Linked DNA regions of Homo sapiens: region 1 is linked to region 2. Evidence: read pairs that join two places in POLR2A ChIA-PET (ENCODE). Cell type or tissue: HepG2. All regions are shown on one strand. Links, peaks and the distances in the headings refer to the core of each region. The heading gives the core; the rest is flanking DNA.

Region 1 (5,372 bases), core at 253-5,252, 280 kb after region 2:
GAAGCAGGACTGGATCCAGCAGGCCCTCTTGTGCTTGCCAGGACGTTCCTGCCCTGGACTGTCTACTTGTCCTCATGCTCTCCACCCCGGGGCCTTGTGGGTAGGAGGCAGGACAGGGAACAGTACTGGTTCAGGTACAGCTGGGCCTGCAGAGGCTCAGGAAAGCCAAATCAGTGCCGTAAGGCCTCATGACTGGGGAACTGGGGTTTGAACTCCCTCCTTCACCTGCAAGTCCAGGGATGTTCCTAATGCATTGAACTTCTTCCTACAGGCACAGGCATATACACACCATGCACATTACATACACAAATATACAAACATATATACACATTATTTACATATGCTAATTATGTGCATGCATTTTCACATGGACACATTATATACACATACATATAGACACAATTGCATTTCATATACACATAACGCAGGTACACATACATACTCACATAATATACACACATACCAGTTATACACAGATGTATTAAACCCACAAACATATATTAACACAGAAGCATATTATACAAACACCTTATTACAAACACAAACATGTGTATACTATATATTCACACAGAGACATACACATATTGTACAGATGAAAACACACACAAATATGTAAATATATACCTATATACACATAAATATACACATCCTATTTGCATAACATACACAAACACTGCTGCACAAAGCACATGCACATATTTTTCACATATGAAAGCATGCAAACACATTTGCACAAAACATACAAATGAATGCACAAATATACAAAAACCTACAGTGCAAACATATGCAAGCATATGTGCACATCCACAGATGCAAAAACTTGCACAAACACATCCACATTATGTGCACGAAGAAACATGCCCACATCTGCATGTGTGTGCACACAATCACGTATGCCTGCCTGGCCTGGTTTATATGGGGAGTGATGGAAGAAGGCCATTGGCCTCTCCAGGTTCTGTATGTGTCTGGTGACTTGGAGTGAGTGTGTTTCTTTACTGTTTCCTTGGAGTTGCATCATAAAGTGCCTTCCTTGAACAGGGCCGGTACAGGACCAGGTCAGCCTGTCCTCATTACATCAGCAGGGTGAGCCAAGGGAGGTTGCCTAAAAATTCAAGTAAGTAGTCCCCAGCCCATGGAGGCTTGAGAGACCCCCAAACCCCTCCCTTTCTCTGGAGTCCCACCTAGGGTTAACCACTGGCTACACTCCCAGGGAGGCCCCAAAAGCTGCCAGATTATGCCCTTTAAGAGATGAGAAAATGGCTTGACCAAAAAAGTTAATGTTTGTAAACACCAGTTTAAGGAGAGAAGGGATTTCAAAGCCTCCGCAGCCTGCTGCTCCACACCTCTGAGCATCTGGGAATCTCAGCCCGGGGCTGTGCACACAGTAGGAGCTACATCGGCAGCACTCTAGGGAATGGGGTCTGACAAGTGGTGGGGGGTACAGGGAGCCAGCCCCAGAATTCAGAGGTAATGCAGACCCTCTTCACGTTTGAGGACCCTGCCTGCATCACTTCCAGCCCAGAGGTTCTTAGCTTCGTCATCTGCTGGGGGTGAGGGACCACCAGTTTAGGGAGCCCCCTGCAGAGGCCCCCTGGATTGTCCCTTCTTTTCCCTCCTTGGCCTTCCTCCCAGCTTGGTCTCCCCACCACCCCCAACACTCCCCAGACACATTCCTCTCCTTCAGACTTTCGTTTCAAGGGCTTGGTGATTTCTTTGCAGGATTTGATTTGCCGCTCAGGCATTTCCTTGAGTGGCCCCTCGGTGTTTGCCCTCATCCAGATGGCATCCAGATGCAAACATCCCCCCTCCCCCAGCTCCGGCTCCTCAGCTAGGGGAATTGAATCTTGACCCCCACCTCACACCCACCTCCCTGCATCATCAGCTTTGTTTCTGGGATCTGAGGTCAGGGCATGGACTAACACCTCTGCCTGTGGCTCTCTCCAAAGCCCGACTTCTGGCCATCCTATGATCTGCCTCCCTCCTCCGCCTTTGTTCAATTCAGCAGGTAATTGCTTCACAGCCAAAGCAAATGTCAGGATGATAATGAGGGAGATATGATGCAGTTCTGGCCTAGGCAGGGAGGGGGAAGAGCAGGGTGTGTGCTTGTGTTGAGGGAGCAGGTGCTGAGGGCCCTGATCTCCAGCTGAGGTCCTAAGAGATGACCAAATCCAGGTGAGGGAACTGAGGAGAGCAGATGATAACCATGCTAATAGTTACAGAACAAGGTCCATGTGCAATAACAACGTAAAGACCAGTTCATTTAGTCCTGTGAGCTGGGCCTCCTTATTCCCATTTTACAGATGAGGAAACTGAGGCCCAGAATGGAGAGAAAAAAACGACCAGAGCAAGCACCTGTATAATAAATTCTCTGTTCCAGGCACGACATAAAGATCAGCTAACTTAACAAGGCGTTCTTTGGAACACCTTGAGAGCTGGACACTCTTGTCCCCATTTTATAGATAAGTTAACTGAGGTTCAGAGAGGCTTAGTAACTCATGCAAGACTCTGTGGCTTCTTAAATGGCAGAACTTGGCTCCAAACCAAAGGCTTCCAAGGCCCATGGCGCTTCTTGTGTGCCCCGATTTGCTCAGCATCAGGGCCAGACCTTCAGGAGCTGTCCCCAGAGCCCTATCCTGACATGGTGACCATCGCCCTGATGGGAAATGTCTCAAGGAACCTGGGGAACAGTCCTGGGTGAGAATCCCTGTGCCTGGGGGAACCTCACTGTTTCTCAGAGGTCAGGCTCCAGGCCTCTTAACTCTCTGTCCAGTGCTGGACTCTTGACCCAGGGCAGGACTCGCTCTTGCGAGGCCCTTGCTGACCTCTGCTCAAACCCTCTGCTTCCCCTTCAAAGTTAATATTTACATACTCTCTGCCATGCCTCTGTGATGCTGCCATAGATATCAAAGTGCTTCCTGACCCCAGAGACACCCCAGGGCCCCCAAAACCCCTCCTAGGCTCCATGCTCCATGCAGGGCCCATCGACCCTCAGGCGGCCAGAATGATGGGCAGCATGCTGTGGCCAGATGGACTGTACTCTCTTCACCGCGCACCGTCAAGCTTCCTTGACAGAAAATGGGGCATTTGGCCCAGGCTCAAAGCTGCAGTGTAGGCATTTCCTAGAACCACTGGGCATTGGACCCCAGAAGTGTGTGATGAGTCGGGGCCAAGGGTCAGGCTGTCCCAGCTCTGTGCCTCAGGCAGCTGTGGGGGTGGCCTCCAGCAGGCCCTGCCTGGTAGTACCTGGTGGGCCTGAGGTGTGTGCGTAGAGCCATCCAGGCCCACGGGAGGAACATCCACCTGTCTGGACTCACAGCCCAGAGAACAACAGAGCTGGGCATGTAGGGCAAGTTAGGGGCAGGGCTGGAACTTCTCACCAGCCCGCCTCTCCCCAGTACCTCCTCCAGGTGTCCTCCCAGCGTGCTAAGAGGTGGATGCCAGCATTGGCCAGACCCCCTCCTCTCCCCGCTCCCTTCCCTCTGTCTTCCGTCCTTCTGGCTCTAAGTGAGCTCAGCTTTGCAGTAGAAGGGAAACCTGAGGAACTAAGGATTTCTGAGCTGGGCTCCTCCCCCAGAGGGTCAGAGGGGCTGTTTTCAGCTGGGAGCTGGGGTGACTTGGAACCCCAGAGAGCTTCAGGGAAGACCCCAGGCTGAGCAGGAGAGAGGAGCATCCCTGCAGCTGGCAGTCTGGAAGGGCTGGCTGGCCTAGGTCCTTGGGGCTGGGGTCCTCAGGTGGGTGCCTGTTTGCTTTCTGAAGAATTCCTGCAGGAAGCATGTGGGTAAGTGTCTGAGAATTTCAGTGATGGTCAGAGGGAGAGGACACTGCTACCAGCCACATGTTGGTGGCCAGGTGGCCTGGGAAGGGACACCGTGGCTGGCACACCAGGCCCTGCAGGTTAATGTTTGACCTGGAGCCACGTGTTTTTCCACTGGGTATTTTTATCCTCTGTACCTGGCAGTGGGCAGCTGGAGGGAGGGAGGTACCCAGCTAGTGTCTCACTGGGCAAGACAAGGCTGCAGAGAGGCCAGAGGGGCCAGCTGAGGGATGCAGAACAGGGGATTGAAAGAACAGGAGGGAGTCCCTGGAGCAGGCCGACTCCCCACACCTCAGCTACACTCCCAGCCCTACTCTGATGCCACCCCATCCCTGGCTCTCCTCTCTCTGTTAGGACTAGCAGTGGTGAGGAGATGAAGAAGATAGGGAGGAAAACCAAGAGATCTTCTCAGGGGTCCACAGCTTCTCAGGAAAGTTAAAAATGTCCCCTCCTCTCCCCATATTATCTCATTGGTAATGAATCACTCTCAGATCCTGTGCATCACGAGTTAGAGATTTCCTCCTTCTGCAGACACTGCAGTCTTACTCTGATTGTGGGAGTAAGTCACAGCTAACTGAGGTACCCTCTACCCCTACCTGCACCCCCAGGGCCAATCTGATGAGGGAACACAGCCCTGCTCCCAGAAAATCCCCAGTCTAAGAGGGTAGGGGCTGTGTCTCAACTCACAACAAGAGCTTTGCCCCTTTGCATCCAAGAGGCCTGGAATTGAATTGAAACACCCACTGGGTCCATAAGCTCCGGAATCCCAAGCCCTCCCCATCTCTCTGTTTTCCTCCTCGGCAAGTAGGGAGTCTTGCCTGAGCTGACTTTGTGAGGCTCTTTACAGCCCAGTGGGCAGAGTCCTTCTCACTCATCATGGGGGGACAGGGGAGGGAGGTCCTCGAAGGCCACTTAACAGGGCCAGCTGATGCCATGGTGCCAGTCGAGCAAAGCCAGCTTCCTTCCTGCACCCCCACAAGGTCCAGATGGTCTTTGAAGTTACACTTGAGTCCAGTAGTAAGTGGGTCTCTGAGCAAACCTGCCTACGAGCTGACACCACCAGATCACCAGTGGCTTCCCAGCCCCAACACTCACCAGAGCTGGATCTGAAGCAGGCTCGGCGGCTGCCCACAGCCCATGGTATTTCTTAGGGCTCCCTGAGAGTCCTGCAGCGGGAGGAGCAAGGCTGTCTAGGGGAAATCAGTTCCCTCTGAGCAAGGGGCTTCCTGGGATTGGCAAACGAGAGGCCCCAGGACAAAGGGGGATGGGCATCTGCCAGAAGAGCCTAGATCTCCAGGGAGGCCTCCCAGTTCTCTGGCAGTGCCCCCAGGATTGCCCTAAAGTGGGGTGCAGGAGCAGGGCAGGCGAGCGGGAGACTGTCAGCCTGGGCACATGGAGGAGGGCCCACTTCTTGGTCTGGAGCAGGACCACAGATCATCTCCTGATGTGGAGATCAGTCTTTCCCACTAGGGGACTTAGCTCCCCACTCTCAGCCTGCCTTCCTGCGGGTCTTCCCTTTCCTGTGCACCCTAAACCCCCAGCCACCTCTCTATTCCCC
Region 2 (5,372 bases), core at 104-5,103:
TGCTGGGATTACAGGCGTGAGCCACTGTGCCTGGCCTCTAATTGCTGTACTTTTATAGTGTGTTTTGACCTCTGGTCCCTACTTCCTGAAACACGCCCTTTTCTTGGCCTCCATGACCTGACACTTATTTAATTTATTTATTTATTTATTGGTAGGGACAAGGTCTCATTATGTTGCCCAGACTGGTCTCAAACTTCTGGATTGATGCACTCCCCTTGCCTTGAATTCCCAAAGTGCTGGGATTACAGGCATGAGCCACCATGCCTGGCCCCACTTGTCTATTTTGGTTTTGGAGGCAGGGTCTCCCTCTGTCACCCAGGCTGGAGGGCAGTGGTGCGATCACAGCTCACTGTAGCCTCAACCTCCCAGGCTCAAGCAATCCTCCCACCTAAGCCTCCCAAAGTGCTGGGAGTACAGGCATGAGCCACCTTGCCCGGCCATTTGTCTATTTTTCTTTATCCTCCTGTGGGTACTCTTTAGTCTTCTCCATAGCTTCTGTCTCTCTGGTCATCCCCTAAACATTAGTGTCTTCAATATCCTAGCCCATTCTCATTCTACACCCTCCCTGGGTGATCTTATTCACTAACATGCTGATGGCTCTTAAATACATACCTTTATTGCAAATGGCATTCCTAAATATCTCTATTCATTATCCTATGGAGATGTCAAATTCAATCTGTGAAAAGCTGAACTCATCTTTTCTCCTACTCACCTCCCACCCCAACAAACCTGGTCTTATTTCCTATTTTAGTGTTTCCTCCATCCTTTTTTTTTTTCTTTTTTTCTTTTTTTTTTTTTTTTTGAGTCATGGTCTTGCTCTGCTGCCCAGGCTGAAGTGCAGTGGCATGATCATAGCTCACTGTAAGTGTCGAACTCCTGGACTCAAGCAATCCTCTGCTTCAGCCTCCAGAATAGCCAGGACGACAGTTGTGCACCACCACACCTGGCTAACTTTAAAAAAAAATTTTTAATTTTGCAGAAACAGGGTCCCCAATCTTGTCCTGGCTGGTATTGAACTCCTGGCCTCGGCACCCTGCTTCCCTCTGTCATTGAATGGTACAATTTCCCATACAATTGCTGAAGTCAGAAACCTGCTTGTTTTCTTGTCAGTCTCTTTCTTTTTTTTCTTTTTTTCTTTTTTTTGAGATGGAGTCTCACTCTGTCACCTAGGCTGGAGTATAGTGGTGCGATCTCAGCTCACTGCAACCTCCGCCTCCCGGCTTCAAGCGATTCTCCTGCCTCAGCCTCCTGAGTAGCTGGGATTACAGGTGCATGCCACCATGTCTGGCTAAATTTTGTATTTTTAGTAGAGACAGCGTTTCACCATGTTGGCCAGGCTGGTCTCAAACTCCTGACCTCGTGATCCACCTGCCTTGGACTCCCAAAGTGCTAGGATTACAGGCGTGAGCCACCGTGCCTGGCCTCTTCTCAGTCTATTTCTATTCCTCCTCCTCCTTGTAAATCAATCCCCAAGTTATGTTCACTGGACCTCCTAAATATCTCGAGTTTACCCAATTATCTCCACCCCACTGTGACTACGCTAGGTTAGGCTGCTTTCATCAAGTACTCGGGTAATTGCACTACCTCTAACTGGTATCCCTGCCTCCTCTCTTATCCTCTCTGTAATCCAATCTCTATCCTGCAGCCAGGGTAGAGATTAAATTTATAAGATGTAAATTTAATCATGCCACTCTCCTACTTAAACCTTTCAAGGCTTCCCCATCTGCCTACAGGATCAAGTCCAAACTCTCACGTGGCTTATACGGTCCTGCCATGATCTGGCTCCTGTTATTCACTACAGCCTTAACTCTTTATAATATGAACTCTTTTCATTCCTTGTACAGAGTATGCTCTTGTCTCAAGGTCTCCAGGAGCACTAGGCCCTCCTCTTTACCTTGTTGACTTATCCTACAGGTCACAGCTTCACACATTTCTTCTGGGACCACTCCTTCCCAGCCCCTACCCTCTGTGGGTCAGCCACCCTTGTTTTTCACTTCCACACCCCGTGTACACTTTTCTGTATAATTCATCACATTGTATTGTATCTACAGGCAGTGAACCCCTTGAGCACGGGGCCCGCGCCTGGCTTGTTCTCCGCTGTCTCCAGCACCTAGGACAGGGCCTGGCACGAAGTAGGTGCACAGTGAGTAGTGAATGCTGGAGTGAATAGATGCAAGAGGGCTGGTGTCTTTTAGAAAGCAGCGCTCAGTGGCTGAGAACTCCTGGGTTCCCTGCTGGGCAAGGGTTAGGCGTACATTTGCCAGGGTGTTAAAGGAGGAACGCAGGGTTCAAATCCCAGCTCCACTTAACCTCCCCCACACTGCGGCGACGCCGCGCCTTTTTTCCGACCCAACTGAGCCGGAAGTGGAGGCGCGGGCTTCCCATGATGCCCCGCGAGACCTTTATTCTAACCGCAAGGAGTAGCGGAGGGGAGGTCGTGATGGCGGCGCCGGAGGCGGAGGTTCTGTCCTCAGCCGCAGTCCCTGGTAAGGCGTGGGGCCAAGAGTTTGGGGAGCCTTGGGGACTTGTTTCTTCCCTACCGCCGCGCCATCCATTCGTTTATCCGCTGGTCCTCTCCCTAGCCCGTCTTCCCTGTCTTCCGGGTGTCCTACACGGCTCTGGCTGTGACTCCATCGCCCTGGGTCGCACTGGACCCTGCTTGACTACACTTTTGACTCATTTCCCCAGATCAAGTCCCGCAGCTTTCTGAGCGGGGAGCCCTCCGAAATCCCCCCACTATCTTGCAGTCGATTAAATCTCCTCAGGCAACAGGGATCAGGAATCTCTCCCTGCCACGGCCCATACTGTAGGCTGCGGAGGATATGGGCGTATGTCGGAGTGCCTGCTTTTTCAGGGTGGCTGGTTTGTCGGCCACAGGGAATGAGAAGACTGACTGGCTTTTAGGTTTTTAATTTTTCTCTCTTGTCCCTCTTTTCATCTACCAGATTTGGAGTGGTATGAGAAGTCCGAAGAAACTCACGCCTCCCAGATAGAACTACTTGAGACAAGCTCTACGCAGGAACCTCTCAACGCTTCGGAGGCCTTTTGCCCAAGAGACTGCATGGTACCAGTGGTGTTTCCTGGGCCTGTGAGCCAGGAAGGCTGCTGTCAGTTTACTTGTGAACTTCTAAAGCATATCATGTATCAACGCCAGCAGCTCCCTCTGCCCTATGAACAGCTTAAGCACTTTTACCGAAAACCTTCTCCCCAGGTAGGCACAGGCTTTGGGAGCAAGTTGGTGGGAAGACTTTGTGGCTCTTAGATGGGAGGCAGGTAGAAAGGGGGTCTAAGAAATCTTCAAAGCCTGAGAGAATAAGCAGCTTCCAGGGCTTCGGTCACTTTCTCCCCACTCTAGTCTTTGGTAGCCTAACCCTTCTGGCTTTTTCAACTGTTCTTTCTTTCTGAAACTCACGTGTTGCATTTGGACTTAATGAACTGGCTCTTTGCATTTTTTTCTTTTGAGACAGAGTCTTGCTCTGTTGCCCAGGCTAGAGTGCAGTGGCGAGATCTCAGCTCACTGCAACCTCCGCCTCCCAGGTTCAAGCGATTCTGCTGCCTCAGCCTCCCGAGTAGCTAGGATTACAGGCTCCTGCCACCACACCCAGCTAATTTTTGTATTTTAATTAATTTATTTATTTTATGTTTTGAGACAGAGTCTCTCTCTTGTTGCCCAGGCTGGAATGCAATGGCGTGATCTCGGCTCACTGCAGCCTCCATGTCCCAGGTTCAAGCGATTCTCATGCCTCAGCCTCCCCAGTAGCTAGGATTACAGGCACGTGCCACCATGCCCAGCTTATTTTTGTATTTTTGGTAGAGACGGGGTTTCACCATGTTGACCAGGCTGGTCTCGAACTCCTGACCTCAAGTGATCTGCCCGCCTTGGCCTCTCCCAAAGTGCTGGGATTACAGGCGTGAACTACCGCGCCTGGCCTGCATGTTTCTTTAATAGCATCCTGTTGTTTAATTTCTGTATGGACTTCTTTTTTCTTCTTTTTTTTTTTTTTTTTTGAGACAGAGTCTCGCCTTGTCACCCAGGCTGGAGGACAGTGGCATGATCGCAGCTCACTGCAACCCCAATCTCCCAGGTTCAAGTGATTCTCCTGCCTCAGCCTCCCCAGTAGCTGGGATTACAGGCATGCACCACCACACCCAGCTAATTTTTTGTTTGTTTGTTTGTTTTTGATAGGGAGTTTCACTCTGTCACCCAGGCTGGAGTGCAGTCGTGCCATGTTGGCTCACTGCAACCTCCGCCTCCCAGGTTCAAGTGCTTCTCCTGTCTCAGCCTCCTGAGTACCTGGGATTATAGGCATGCGCCACCATGTCCAGCTAATTTTTGTATTTTTAGTATAGACGGGGTTTCACCATGTTGGCCAGGCTGGTCTTGAACTCCTGACCTCAGGTGATCCGCCTGCCTCAGCCTCCCAAAGTGCTGGGATTACAGGCATGAGCCACCGTGCTCCGCCTGTTTGTTTCTTTTTTTGAGAAGGAGTCTCGCTCTTGTGTGGCCCAGGCTGGAGTGCAGTGGAGCGATCTCGGCTCACTGCAACCTCCACTTTGGGTTCAAGCGATTCTCCTGCCTCAGCCTCGAAGTAGCTGGGATTACAGGCATGTGCCACCACACCTGGTTAAATTTTGTATTTTTAGTAGAGACAGGGTATCGCAATGTTGGCTAGGCTGCTCTCAAACTCCTGACCTCAAGTGATCCGCCCGCCTTGGCCTCCCAAAGTGCTGGGATTACAGGCGTGAGCCACTGCTCCTGGCCCACCTGGCTAATTTTTGTATTTTTAGTAGAGATGGAGTTTCACCATGTTGGCCAGGCTGGTCTCGAAGTCCTGACCTCAGGTTATCCACCTGCCTCAGCCTCCCAAAGTGTTGTTGGGATTACAGGTGTGAGCCACTGCGCCAGGCCATGAACTTCTTTTGCCTGAGGATATTAATTATTGAATTTTTAAGTTTTTCTTTGTTCCTTGCGGCATCTCAGTTTCTTCTAGAATCCATTCCCCATTTGTTTTGTTCTGGACTTTGACTTTCATGTTGGAGAGTTTTATTCTGTGTCTGGTGAATATTTAAGAATAAATTGGCCGGGCGCGGTGGCTCACGCCTGTAATCCCAACACTTTGGGAGGCTGAGGCAGGCGAATCACGAGGTCAGGAGATTGAGACCATCCTGGCTAACATGGTGAAACCCTGTCTCTACTAAAAATACAAAAAATTAGCCGGGCGTGGTGGTGGGCGCCTGTAGTCCCAGCTACTCGGGAGGCTGAGGCAGGAGAATGGTGTGAACCCGGGAGGCGGAGGTTGCAGTGAGCCGAGATTGCGCCACTGTACTCCAGCCTGGGCGAAAGAGCGAAACTCTGTCTCAAAAAAAAAAAA

Evidence for each region. Peaks named below come from ENCODE experiments on the same cell type or tissue, not always from the same donor. Only the 100,000 strongest peaks of a DNase experiment are listed, where the experiment ranks them.
Region 1: POLR2A ChIA-PET joins it to region 2 with 6 read pairs; 6 of 35 experiments call an interaction of 5 or more read pairs at or near these places.

Annotation. Positions count from the first base shown.
Region 1 is chr6:43,909,877-43,915,248 of GRCh38, forward strand. The region is part of intron 1 of LINC01512 (long intergenic non-protein coding RNA 1512); the gene reads left to right. Among named protein-coding and RNA genes, the nearest start is that of LINC01512, 22 kb to the left of the region's middle. RefSeq lists enhancers at 1,081-1,645, 1,646-2,208, 3,282-4,071. In HepG2, for the core only: no CTCF peak of the experiment used is centred there; DNase peaks (open chromatin) are centred at 2,055, 2,825 and 3,155; H3K4me3 peaks cover 560 bases.
Region 2 is chr6:43,633,436-43,638,807 of GRCh38, forward strand. MAD2L1BP (MAD2L1 binding protein) reads left to right here and starts at 2,405. Exons shown (of 3, transcript NM_014628.3): 1 at 2,405-2,486; 2 at 2,946-3,211. The coding sequence starts at 2,441. RefSeq lists enhancers at 3,383-4,170, 4,171-4,957. In HepG2, for the core only: no CTCF peak of the experiment used is centred there; a DNase peak (open chromatin) is centred at 2,376; H3K4me3 peaks cover 1,769 bases.